Linked DNA regions of Homo sapiens: region 1 is linked to region 2. A link is a contact called in ENCODE Hi-C or POLR2A ChIA-PET data. All regions are on one chromosome and are shown on one strand. The core of a region is the stretch at or near the end of the contact, and the rest is flanking DNA. Distances in the headings are between cores, read along the strand shown.

Region 1 (5,531 bases), core at 1,821-4,320, 340 kb before region 2:
GAAGGGAAAAAGAGGTTGAAGGGACTTTCCCCGTAGTTTTTATATTTACAATTTTTTGAACCGTATAAATGCATGATCTATTCAAAGATTAAATAAAAATAATGGGAAGATGTTTTTGTGGTCACCAAAGTTGTCTCTTCTCAGTCTTCTAGAGGAGCATGAGAAGCTGAGAGTGTTAGCTAATGATGGAGTTTTAGAAGTTTTTTCTTGAAGGTTCAATACGCCATAAGTAGTGTCTTATGCAGGTGCCATTTAGATGCAATTTCGCATCAAGTCTACTGAGTACCTGTTGCAGCCACTGCGAAAACTCAGAATGGACCCCCACCCAAGATCTGGTTTGGATGTTAAGACAATTACTACATTTACACACACACACACACACACACACACACATACACACATACACACCTTGAGAGGGTATGAAGAGGTTTATTTCATACACAATGAGACTTCTCTGGGGAAAGAAGGGCAGTCCTCTCAAGCTGATCTGAAAATGACTTGAGAAAACAGTGAAAAGAGACAGGTCTTAGGGTTTCATTGTGGTTAGGGGGTAGGCTGGTGTGAGCCTTCCTGCATGAAGGTTGAGGTTTGTGTGATTTGAATCTCCCCTGGCACCAAAGGTGGGAGCACTCTGGCTTTTTTTTTTATCATACTGCCCAGATTAAGGGTACAAGAAAAGACAAGAGTGAACCTTAAAAGCTTTTAGTAGTAAAACATCAAATAATGCAGTCATATTCTTTTTTTTTTTTTTTTTTTTTTTTTTTTTTTTTTTAAGAGACAAGGTCTCGCTCTGTTGCCCAGGCTCGAGTGCAGTGGCTCAATCATAGCTTACCGGAATCTGGAACTCCTGAGCTCAAGCAATCCTCCCGCCTCAGCCTCTCGAGGAGCTGGGACTACAGGCATGTGCCACTGGACCAGATTAAATTTTTTATTTTTCTATTTAGTTTTTGTAGAAATGAGGTCTTGCTATATCTCCCGGGCTGGTCTTAAATTCCTGGCCTCAAGCAATCCTCCCACCCCTGCCTCCCAAAGTGTTGGGATTACAGGTGTGAGACACAGAGTCCAGCAATAACTTGTTTTGTTTAGTCAGGAAAGCAATAGAGACCTCACAAATATTTAGCCTTCTGACACAAGCTTGTAAAAAAACAGTTCCTTAAAAATTATCAAGATCATATGCATAAGGAAGGCTGTGGGAGACAAAGGAGTATTTCTTTAGGAGATATAATGTTTCATCTATCAGACTAGCAAAAATTGCAAAGAATTATGGTATTCAGTATGGCCCAGGATTTGAGAAGTTAGGCAATTGCATACAGTCAATGGAAAATAAAAATTGCATATTCATACTTCTTTTTCCAAAAGTAACACATTCATATAAACAATTTAAGTGTGCATGTCCTTTGACTCAGCAATTCTACTCCTAGGAATTTATTCTGAGTAAACAATCAGATAATTGCAAAATGTACAACCACACAATCAATACATGCACACAAACACGCAAGAATGTTCACTGAAGCACTGGCTGAAAGAAAAAAGTTTGGCAGCAACCTATAAACCCAACTATTGAGATTTAAGTAAACTATTGTATCCTCCTATGACAAAATATAGCCATAAAAGGAAGATTCAAAGTATTTCATGGTACAGGAAAGTCATTCACATTATATGTTAAAATCAAAAGCACATAAAAGAGTATTATACTATTATTCCATTGTTGTTCATTAAATAGTTGTAAATACATAGGAAAATGACCAAAATAATATAAATACACTAAATTTTTACAGTACAGCTGGTGTGATATTCTGGGTTATTTTTATTTTCATCTTAGTTCTCTTTAATTTTCTATATGTTTTTTACTAAATTGGAATCTCAGAGATTTTGAAGGCAAATGATCAGTGGTAAAATAATGCTACTACGTATAAATTCATTCTACAAATTGGGCTAACCAGATGGAAAATGGGTCACCACAGAAAGTATTATAATTCATAAGAATAATTATAATATCATACAAATTTATTAGACAATCAAATACCATAAAATATTTGTGACTGGAAATTGAATAAAACTTAAAAGACATTAATAAAGGTCTGTTCCTTAAAGTGCTCAGACATTTAAAAGATACTTTCAAGACAAAAACATCTACTACAAGGAGGATTACTAGTCTCTTCAGGCCGTAGTGAAAATGGAGTACATCATCATCAAATAACAACGTCAGCTAAAAATACAGAGCCTGTTTATTGTGTACGGACCAACTGTGCAAGCAATTTGTACAATACTTTGGTGTTAACTCCAATTTGGATACGAATTACTCATTTTCACAAACTTAAATTGGATTACACTTTATCTTTCCCAATTACTGAAAACATTTACTTAACACATACACATTTGGAACTTAACTTCGATGAAGTAAAAATACGAAAAGTTAATCTCTACTTCCAAAAATGTCGATGCACGCTGCAATTGTATTTCATTTCTTTCGCAAAATTTTGCACAGGATATTGTTGTTAATTGTTAGTAGAGGAATTCAGAAATGACTAGATCCTTTAGTTGAGGCAAGCAGGTATGTTCCCCGTGTTCTAGCCCTGCACTTAAGAGTCAATGAAAGAAAGTTTAAAAAAGAAAGCATTGTCTCCTCTGGAGACCCCGTCTGCCACGACCACATACCTTGATTCTTGCTTTCTCTATAAATTCTAGAGGGGCTTTCCCAAACTCAAATCCAACTCCAATCCAAGGAATCCAGCCCTTGATGCACGGGGGTCTACGCAAATTCTTCCGCTGAAGGAGTAAGAACAGAGCAAGGCAACCCAGGATTATAATCACTGTTGGGGAAATTAGTTCCATGTTTTTGTCCAGCACCTTCCAGAAGCAGAAAAGTGTGAAACAGTCCTGCCGTCCCTTGCTTCTTTTCTGTGGGCTACGGAACCTGTCGGGACTCCCAACCTTTCTGCTGCAACTTTTGCAGCTCTCCTTCGTAACTGTAGCTTCCTTCCTCTGTCCCAGTTTTCAGGTGATTTTTCCATTGTCGCTCCCTCCCACCTCCACTTCTCTTTGAATCTCAGCCAGCGCGGAAAAAATGCAAGGAGGGGCAGGGCCGGGCTAGGACTGACGGGCGAGAACCAGCCGCGTTGCCATGGAGGCCGGGGGCGGAGCCGCAGAGGGACCCGCGGCCGGCCAATCAGAGACGTAGCGGAGCCCGGCGGACTACATTGCCCAGTAACCTCCTGGGCTCCGCTGTGTTTTTCTATTCTGGGGTGTAAGGGGCAGCTGGACCACTCCAGCTGGGACTGCTAGGAAGGTTGCGGGTCCACCCGGCCGAGCCGAACGAGGGAAATGGTCCTCACCCGGCCACTCGCCGGTTGAAAAGGGGCCGCCCTGGCAGGGAAGCGGCCGCCGCGGCGCGGTGCAGCGCAGCGGCGAGAAGGAGTGCGTTATCGTCTTGCGCTACTGCTGAATGTCCGTCCCGGAGGAGGAGGAGAGGCTTTTGCCGCTGACCCAGAGATGGCCCCGAGCGAGCAAATTCCTACTGTCCGGCTGCGCGGCTACCGTGGCCGAGCTAGGTACCCGGCTGCCCACGCCTGGGCCTCCCGGGCCAGTGGCACGCGCCGCGCTGGGGGAGGGTGCGCGGGCGGCTTCGCGCCCGGCAGTGCGCATCGGAGAGGTCGCCCCTTCCATGCCCGCCTGGCAGAGGTGGCGGTGGAGGCCAGGCCCGCGGTGGGAGGAGGAGGGATTGAGGTCTCCACGGCCTTTTCCTTCTAATCTCTTCTAATGCTTCCCTTAGGCATGTGCTGTGGTGCTTGAATGTTGTACTTTAAGAAGCTTCGCGAGCTGTCATTCCTCTGTAGGAATCATTTTCCTTTTCATGAGGATGACCTTTTTAAAAACGTAATCTGTTTTCCATCCTTACTGAGATCATCTCTGTGGTTTATAGTCTTACACAGCCACACTGTCATTATCTTGTGGGTCCAAGTTGTGGACCTACCTTGTGGGACTTCCGTTATTAACCTGCCACTCACAGAGCATCGACTACTTGACCTCTTTGAGTGTAATTCATCTATACTGTTTACCTTGCAGGATTCTGAGAAGTCAATAATATATGATTGCTAAACCCAAGGCAGGACACCCATTAGTTGCGACATTTTTATAATTCCTACAATACCAGGGACTGTGGATATATATTTGAAAAGACCCAGTTCTGACCTTCTTACAGGCTGCTGGGGAGACAGAGAAAGACAATTATAATGTGCTACTTGTTATAATGAAGATATTATTAGGTGTCATAAAAGCATAGAAGAGCAGTTACATCTGCCTACATGAGTAAGAAAAAACTTTAAGAGGCCATCTAGAGTGGAATGATGATGCCCTTGAATGAGCAAGTAGCGTTTATTCCAAGGATTTTGTGAGTAGTATACTCATGTGTTTCCTGTGAAGCCTTAACTGTGTATTTTAAGATTACCCTTACATTTTCTTGCCTGTTACAAAAAAATAAAAAGAACAGTTCTGATGCGTTATCATTTGTAAATGTTAGTTGGTCCTATTTTAAGAGTTTATTTTTTAATTCTAGCATAGCCAGCCATGATCAGTTGTTTCGTGCTCTTCCATTTTTGCCTTTTAGCCCCTCTATTTTTTAATGTCTCTCCTTTCGAAAATGATGGAGAATTTTTACTTTTCATTGTTTTTACTGAAATAAAATTCATCAGCTTAAAAAGATCTAAAAGCAGATTGCTGAATGATATTTCCAGGTTTTATTTTTAATTGATGTGTCCCCCTCTGACTCAATGGCTTTTATACAGGACTATTCCTCGTTAAAAATTCATGGAGAGAATTGTGTGTGGAGAATGGATGGGAATCAAAATGTGGGATGGTTTTAAGTACAAACCACTTCAGGAACCTGAAGCATCATTTAACAAACCAGCGAGAAAACAAAACTTATTTTGAAAGACATAATCTGTGTAATATGGAGAAATCTATTAAGATTTTTCAGGTTTCATATGTCAATAAAATATTGCTTGAAGTCTATGCAAGCTACTTCTGTTCTAGGGAAACTGTCAGCAAGATACTAACTTTTCCAAAAACCAGTGGTAAGATTTAATATTCACTTCCCTTCCCCACATTGTTTTCTCTTGGAAAAGGTATACTAAGGTTTTGTGTCAGGTGGTGGTCATTGAAAAGTCTTATATAATGTAAGTAATGTTCATGAACTTGTCTGAATGTTATTATTTTAATTATTCAGGACGTTTTCTGTATAAGGTTATGAGCTCTATCTTCCTTATGTAGGCCGTTTAGCTTAACTGTATTAAGGTAAAAGGTCTGTATCTAATTTAAAACTTAAAACCAAAAAATTTTTCCAAAATACAGTTAGTACTTGTAAGGAGGCCATGAGTAGGCGATGCATATAATTTAGTGCTGGAAAAATAATTCCATATATGCTTTAATTGAAAGGATATTGAGCTTATGACCCTTGCATATAAAAGACAACATTATAAACTCCATTACATCTTCTGTATCTCAAACATTATGTCAGTCATTCATCTGCATGT
Region 2 (5,185 bases), core at 302-2,801:
GTTGGGGAAGGGGTGGCTGCATAACATTTCCCACAATGTGGTGAAGTAGAAGACAGATAGGGCTGGCTCTCCTGCCCAGACTACCTCAGGAAGAGAGAGTCACATTATCACCAGTGCCAGGCAAAGCTTTCATGCTGTGAAGAATTATCCTTGGCAGTGCCCAGCAGCATGTTGTCATGGAATTCAAAGCTGCCTTGCCCATCCGTGTTCAGGGATATGGCTGAGATCTAAGAACTAGGAAACCTTATCCACAAATCCAATGTGTCCCTTGGCAGCACATCACACTGAGGAACTCCTTTGCTCTGGTTTCGAACATCAGGTCAGAATTCCAAAGGGGCGTTGCCTCCCATTTGGTTGGCATAATGTAGCTGTTGGCAATGTTTTATCTACAATTTCTACCCAGCAAGATAAAGTCTTGCCAAACCCATTTGGGCTGCTATTCTTCAGTGATAAATTTCTCTTCTCCCAGCGTGATACTCATGAAGAGACCCAGAATTATAGAAAGTCAGAGATAGAAGAGACCTTTAAGCTTATCAGATGAATGTGGATCTGTGGTTTTACAGATGGGAAACTGAAATACAAGGAGACAACAGGAAGAAGCTAGACCCCAAGTCTCCCAAAGACTCCCTGTCCCACAGAAAAATCTCCCCATTCCCCCACAGGAGCCAATCAAGGAAATACAACTGGGCACATTTGGTTAAGATCAAGCCAGGTGAAATGTGGACCCCCTATGGGAGAATTCATGGTAATCAGTGAACTAGGGGGACTCTTCCCCATCACCTCTTTTAGTTCTTTTCTCCAGTCTCACCCCTCCTCCACTTTGCCCAGGTTAGCAGGAGACTCTCAGATAAAGGATATGGAAAAATTACCTCATGGCGTGGTGTTAAGAATGTTATTCTGTTAAAAGACAGCCCCAGTGTACAATTTCTCTCCAAAAGGGATACACATCTATGGATAAAATATAATCTGTTGCTGCTTCCTGAGGTGAGGTCAGTGGGGAGGCTTTCCGAACAAGGGAGGGGAGCTTGCTAAGGTGAGCCCACGCCACAGTGGTGAAGGCTGAGGAGTTAACTGCAAAGCAGCCCTGAGCGTTCCAGGCCAATCCCTGGGGACCTCGCAAATCTCTGTACTGCATTCAAGTCACTGTTTTATGTTTGTTTGTTTTATTTTGTTCCCTCCACCCTAAGACCTTGGGTACAAAGTGGAATCTGTAAACAGTTTTATGTAATTCATCCACGGAAGTGGGGCTCTAGGCTGACAAACCTATATAAAATTTTCCAGACTATTCCTTCCCAAAGTAAGAAATGAATCCAAAAAGCACAGAATATTTCTAATCTATTTTTCAAACCACATATTTGAATTAACTCTGTTTTGCCCAAGGTATCCAAGGTATAACCCATTGATACGACTCAAATAATAATAATAATAAACAAAAACACTGTTTTTCTAGCAGATAAAAATTCCGTGACACCCATGGCTACTTCCCGCTTTGCTTAAAGCAGTCTTCAGTGTTTACCAGCACACTTGGGCATAAATCCAGGAAACAGAGGCATTGTTTGCCATCAGGAAACAGAGCTATTACAGTTACAGATCCCTAATCTCCTTTATTATACAAACCAAAGCAGCAACAATGCAGATTGCCCTTAATTAGAGTGGTGAGATTAAAACGCCTTTTGCACCCTCAAATTCAAGAGTGAATTTCAGGTGTATTTAAGGTTTAAGGAAGTTGTCCAGGATTTATTTCTTGGTCTGGACTGCCCCCTGAAGTTTGATAAGGGTAAGTACAGTATAGGCCTACTGCCTTCTTATAAAATGCAGATTGTCTTTCCACAGAAGAACCACTTGAGGTTGTCGCAAGATGGCTAGGTATTGACAGAATGTATCTCAAAATAATAAGAGCTATTTATGACAAACCCACAGCCAATATCATACTGAATGGGCAAAAACTGGAAGCATTCCCTTTGAAAACCGGCACAAGACAAGGATGCCCTCTCTCACCCCTCCTATTCAACGTAGTATTGGAAATTCTGGCCAGGGCAATCAGGCAAGAGAAAAAAGTAAAATGTATTCAATTAGGAAAAGAGGAAGTCAAATTGTCCCTGTTTGCAGATGACATGATTGTATATTTAGAAAACCCCATCGTCTCAGCCAAAAATCTCCTTAAGCTGATAAGCAACTTCAGCAAAATCTCAGGATACAAAATCAATGTGCAAAAATCACAAGCATTCCTATACACCATTAACAGAAAACAGAGAGCCAAATCACGAGTGAACTCCCATTCACAATTGCTGCAAAGAGAATAAAATACCTAGGAATCCAACTTACAAGGGACGTGAAGGACCTCTTCAAGGAGAACTACAAACCACTGCTCAATGAAATAAAAGAGGACACAAACAACTGGAAGAGCATTCCATGCTAATGGATAGGAAGAATGAATATCGTGAAAATGGCCATACTGCCCAAGGTAATTTATAGATTCAATGCCATCCCCATCAAGCTACCAATGACTTTCTTCACAGAATTGGAAAAAACTTCTTTAAAGTTCATGTGGAACCAAAATGAGCCCACATTGCCGAGACAATCCTAAACAAAAAGAACAAAGCTGGAGGAATCATGCTACCTGACTTCAAACTGTACTACAAGGCTACAGTAACCAAAACAGCATGGTACTGGTACCAAAACAGATATATAGACCAATGGAACAGAACAGAGCCCTCAGAAATAACACCACACATCTACAACCATCTGATCTTTGACAAACCTGACAAAAACAAGCAATGGAGAAAGGATTCCCTATTTAATAAATGGTGCTGGGAAAACTGGCTAGCCATATGTGGAAAGTTGAAACTGGATCCCTTCCTTACACCTTATACAAAAATTAATTCAAGATGGATTAAAGACTTAAATGTTAGACCTAAAACCATAAAAACCCTAGAAGAAAACCTAGGCAATACCACTCAGGACATAGACATGGGCAAGGACTTCATGACTAAAACACCAAAAGCAATGGCAACAAAAGCCAAAATACACAAATGGGATCTAATTAAACTAAAGAGCTTCTGCACAGCAAAAGAAACTACCATCAGAGTGAACAGGCAGAATGGGAGAAAATTTTTGCAATCTACCCATCAGACAAAGGGCTAATATCCAGAATCTACAAATAACTCAAACAAATTTACAAGAAAAAACCAAACAACCTCATCCGTAAGTGGGCAAAGGATATGAACAGACACTTCTCAAAGGAAGACATTTATGCAGCCAACAGACACATGAAATCATCATCATTGGTCATCAGAGAAATGCAAATCAAAACCACAATGAGATACCATCTCACGCCAGTTAGAATGGCAATTATTAAAAAGTCAGGAAACAACAGATGCTGGAGAGGATGTGGAGAAATAGGAATGCTTTTATACTGTTGGTGGGAGTGTAAATTAGTTCAACCATTATGGAAGAGAGTGTGGCGATTCCTCAAGGATCTAGAACTAGAAATACCATTTGACCCAGCGATCCCATTACTGAGTATATACCCAAAGGTTTATAAATCATGCTACTATAAAGACACAAGCACGCTTATGTTTATTGCGGCACTATTCGCAATAGCAAAGACTTGGAATGAACCCAAATGTCTATCAATGATAGACTGGATTAAGACAATGTGGCACATATACACCATGGAATACTATGCAGCCACAAAAAAGGATGAATTCATGTCCTTTGCAGGGACGTGGATGAAGCTGGAAACCATCATTCTCAGCAAACTATCACAAGGACAGAAAACCAAACACTGCATGTTCTCACTCGTAGGTGGGAATTGAACAATGAGAACTGGGACATAGGGCGGGAACATCACACACTGGGGCCTGTCGGGGGGTGGGGGGTTGTGGGAGGGATAGCATTAGGAGAAATACCTAATGTGGATGAAGGGTTGATGGGTGAAGCAAACCAACATGGCACATGTATACATATGTAACAAACCTGCACGTCGTGCACATGTACCCTAGAACTTAAAGTATAATTTAAAAAAAAAGAACCACTTGGAAAGAAACAGAATGGGACTTTTACCAACATTTGCATTAGTCTGATAAACACTGAACTACAGAGTGACCCTCTGTCAGCCCCTTCATTTGTTCTGGAAGCGTAAGAGAAATGGAGAAAATTAATCTTTCTAAAATAATTCTTTACAGATCTGGAAGAGCTTATTCAATAGAGGGCTATGCAAAGTCTAAACATGAGTTCTAGGTGAAACTTCCTGACACTGGAATTTCTTACTCTGAGGTCCTATTATATCAGTACATCAATGATCTTCATGTTTCAAACTCAAATAGTCAAGTCAGGGGCCTCATCTTCCCTGACTCTCAGCCGTATTTAACCCAGTTGCTGTCTTTGAAAACCTTCTTGAAATGTTTCTCTGAGCTTCTAGGACATAACATTCTCCTGGTTTTCCTTCTACCTCACAAGGGTGTTCATTCTCACACCTCTTTACCGGATCCTCCTCCGCTCCTCTCCCTTTCTGTAAATGGTGGGGTACACCAAGGATCTCCTCACTTTTCCACCAGTCCCTGCTAGGTTATCTCCTCTGGTCCTATGGCTTTAAGCACCATCCCTATGCTGGTGACCCCAGGAATGTATCTCCAGCCCAGAAGTTCCCTTGAACAATGGGTTGGTATACCCAGTGACTCACTTAACATCCCAAATTGATGTCTCATAGGCATCTCAAAGACCTGAAGCAGCTGACTAATACCACATAAGAGTGGAGAGCACTGAGCCTCCAAGTTCAAGCAAATAAATCAAAGCGACTTCTAATTTTAGGATATCCTGAATGTTTCCTTCAATTTACACAACACACACAGGTGCGTGCACCATTTATTTATGTTTAATGAAAGTCATGTGAATATGATTTTAAGAGTCAAATAACTCTGTGATTCCCTGATTCTCAGAGACAAGTATTTTGAACTGATTTAGCTGGTTCTTTTGGTATTTTTCACTTATTTCTAAATAACATGATTATAATACTACTTCTTGGTTTCTCACTTTTATTGATTTACAAAAGCAAAGAATGAAGATTTATCAGGGGTGTCCAATCTTTTGGCTTCCCTGGGCCACACTGGAATAAGAAGAATTGTCTTGGGCCATACATAAGATACACTAACACTAACGATAGCTGATGAGCTAAAAAAAAAAA

What was found. Hi-C counts contacts between places; a loop is a spot of excess contacts on that map. ChIA-PET counts read pairs that join two places held with the same protein, here RNA polymerase II (POLR2A). Pooled maps may share reads with other maps.
Region 1: a map of endothelial cell of umbilical vein shows a loop between it and region 2 (14-fold over the local background). The contact joins the promoter of CYP39A1 here to the enhancer-like site in region 2. A Hi-C loop is called at or near these places in 3 of 168 maps with a recorded cell type or tissue (PC-3, chondrocyte and endothelial cell of umbilical vein) and 5 of 50 pooled maps. POLR2A ChIA-PET finds 5 or more read pairs at or near these places in 1 of 52 experiments (MCF 10A).

The regions. Positions count from the first base shown.
Region 1 is chr6:46,649,748-46,655,278 of GRCh38, forward strand. It overlaps CYP39A1 (cytochrome P450 family 39 subfamily A member 1), which reads right to left and starts at 3,071. Exons shown (of 12, transcript NM_016593.5): 1 at 2,659-3,071. The coding sequence starts at 2,835. It overlaps SLC25A27 (solute carrier family 25 member 27), which reads left to right and starts at 3,228. Exons shown (of 9, transcript NM_004277.5): 1 at 3,228-3,551. The coding sequence starts at 3,446. RefSeq lists enhancers at 2,976-3,025, 3,256-3,385 and silencers at 3,046-3,135, 3,566-3,665.
Region 2 is chr6:46,989,352-46,994,536 of GRCh38, forward strand. No RefSeq gene overlaps it. Among named protein-coding and RNA genes, the nearest start is that of ADGRF1, 50 kb to the right of the region's middle. Within about 2 kb of position 1,552, at least 8 of the 41 ENCODE cell types and tissues checked have a DNase peak (open chromatin) inside an H3K27ac peak, as active enhancers do; they include PC-3 and endothelial cell of umbilical vein, where a contact is called at or near this core.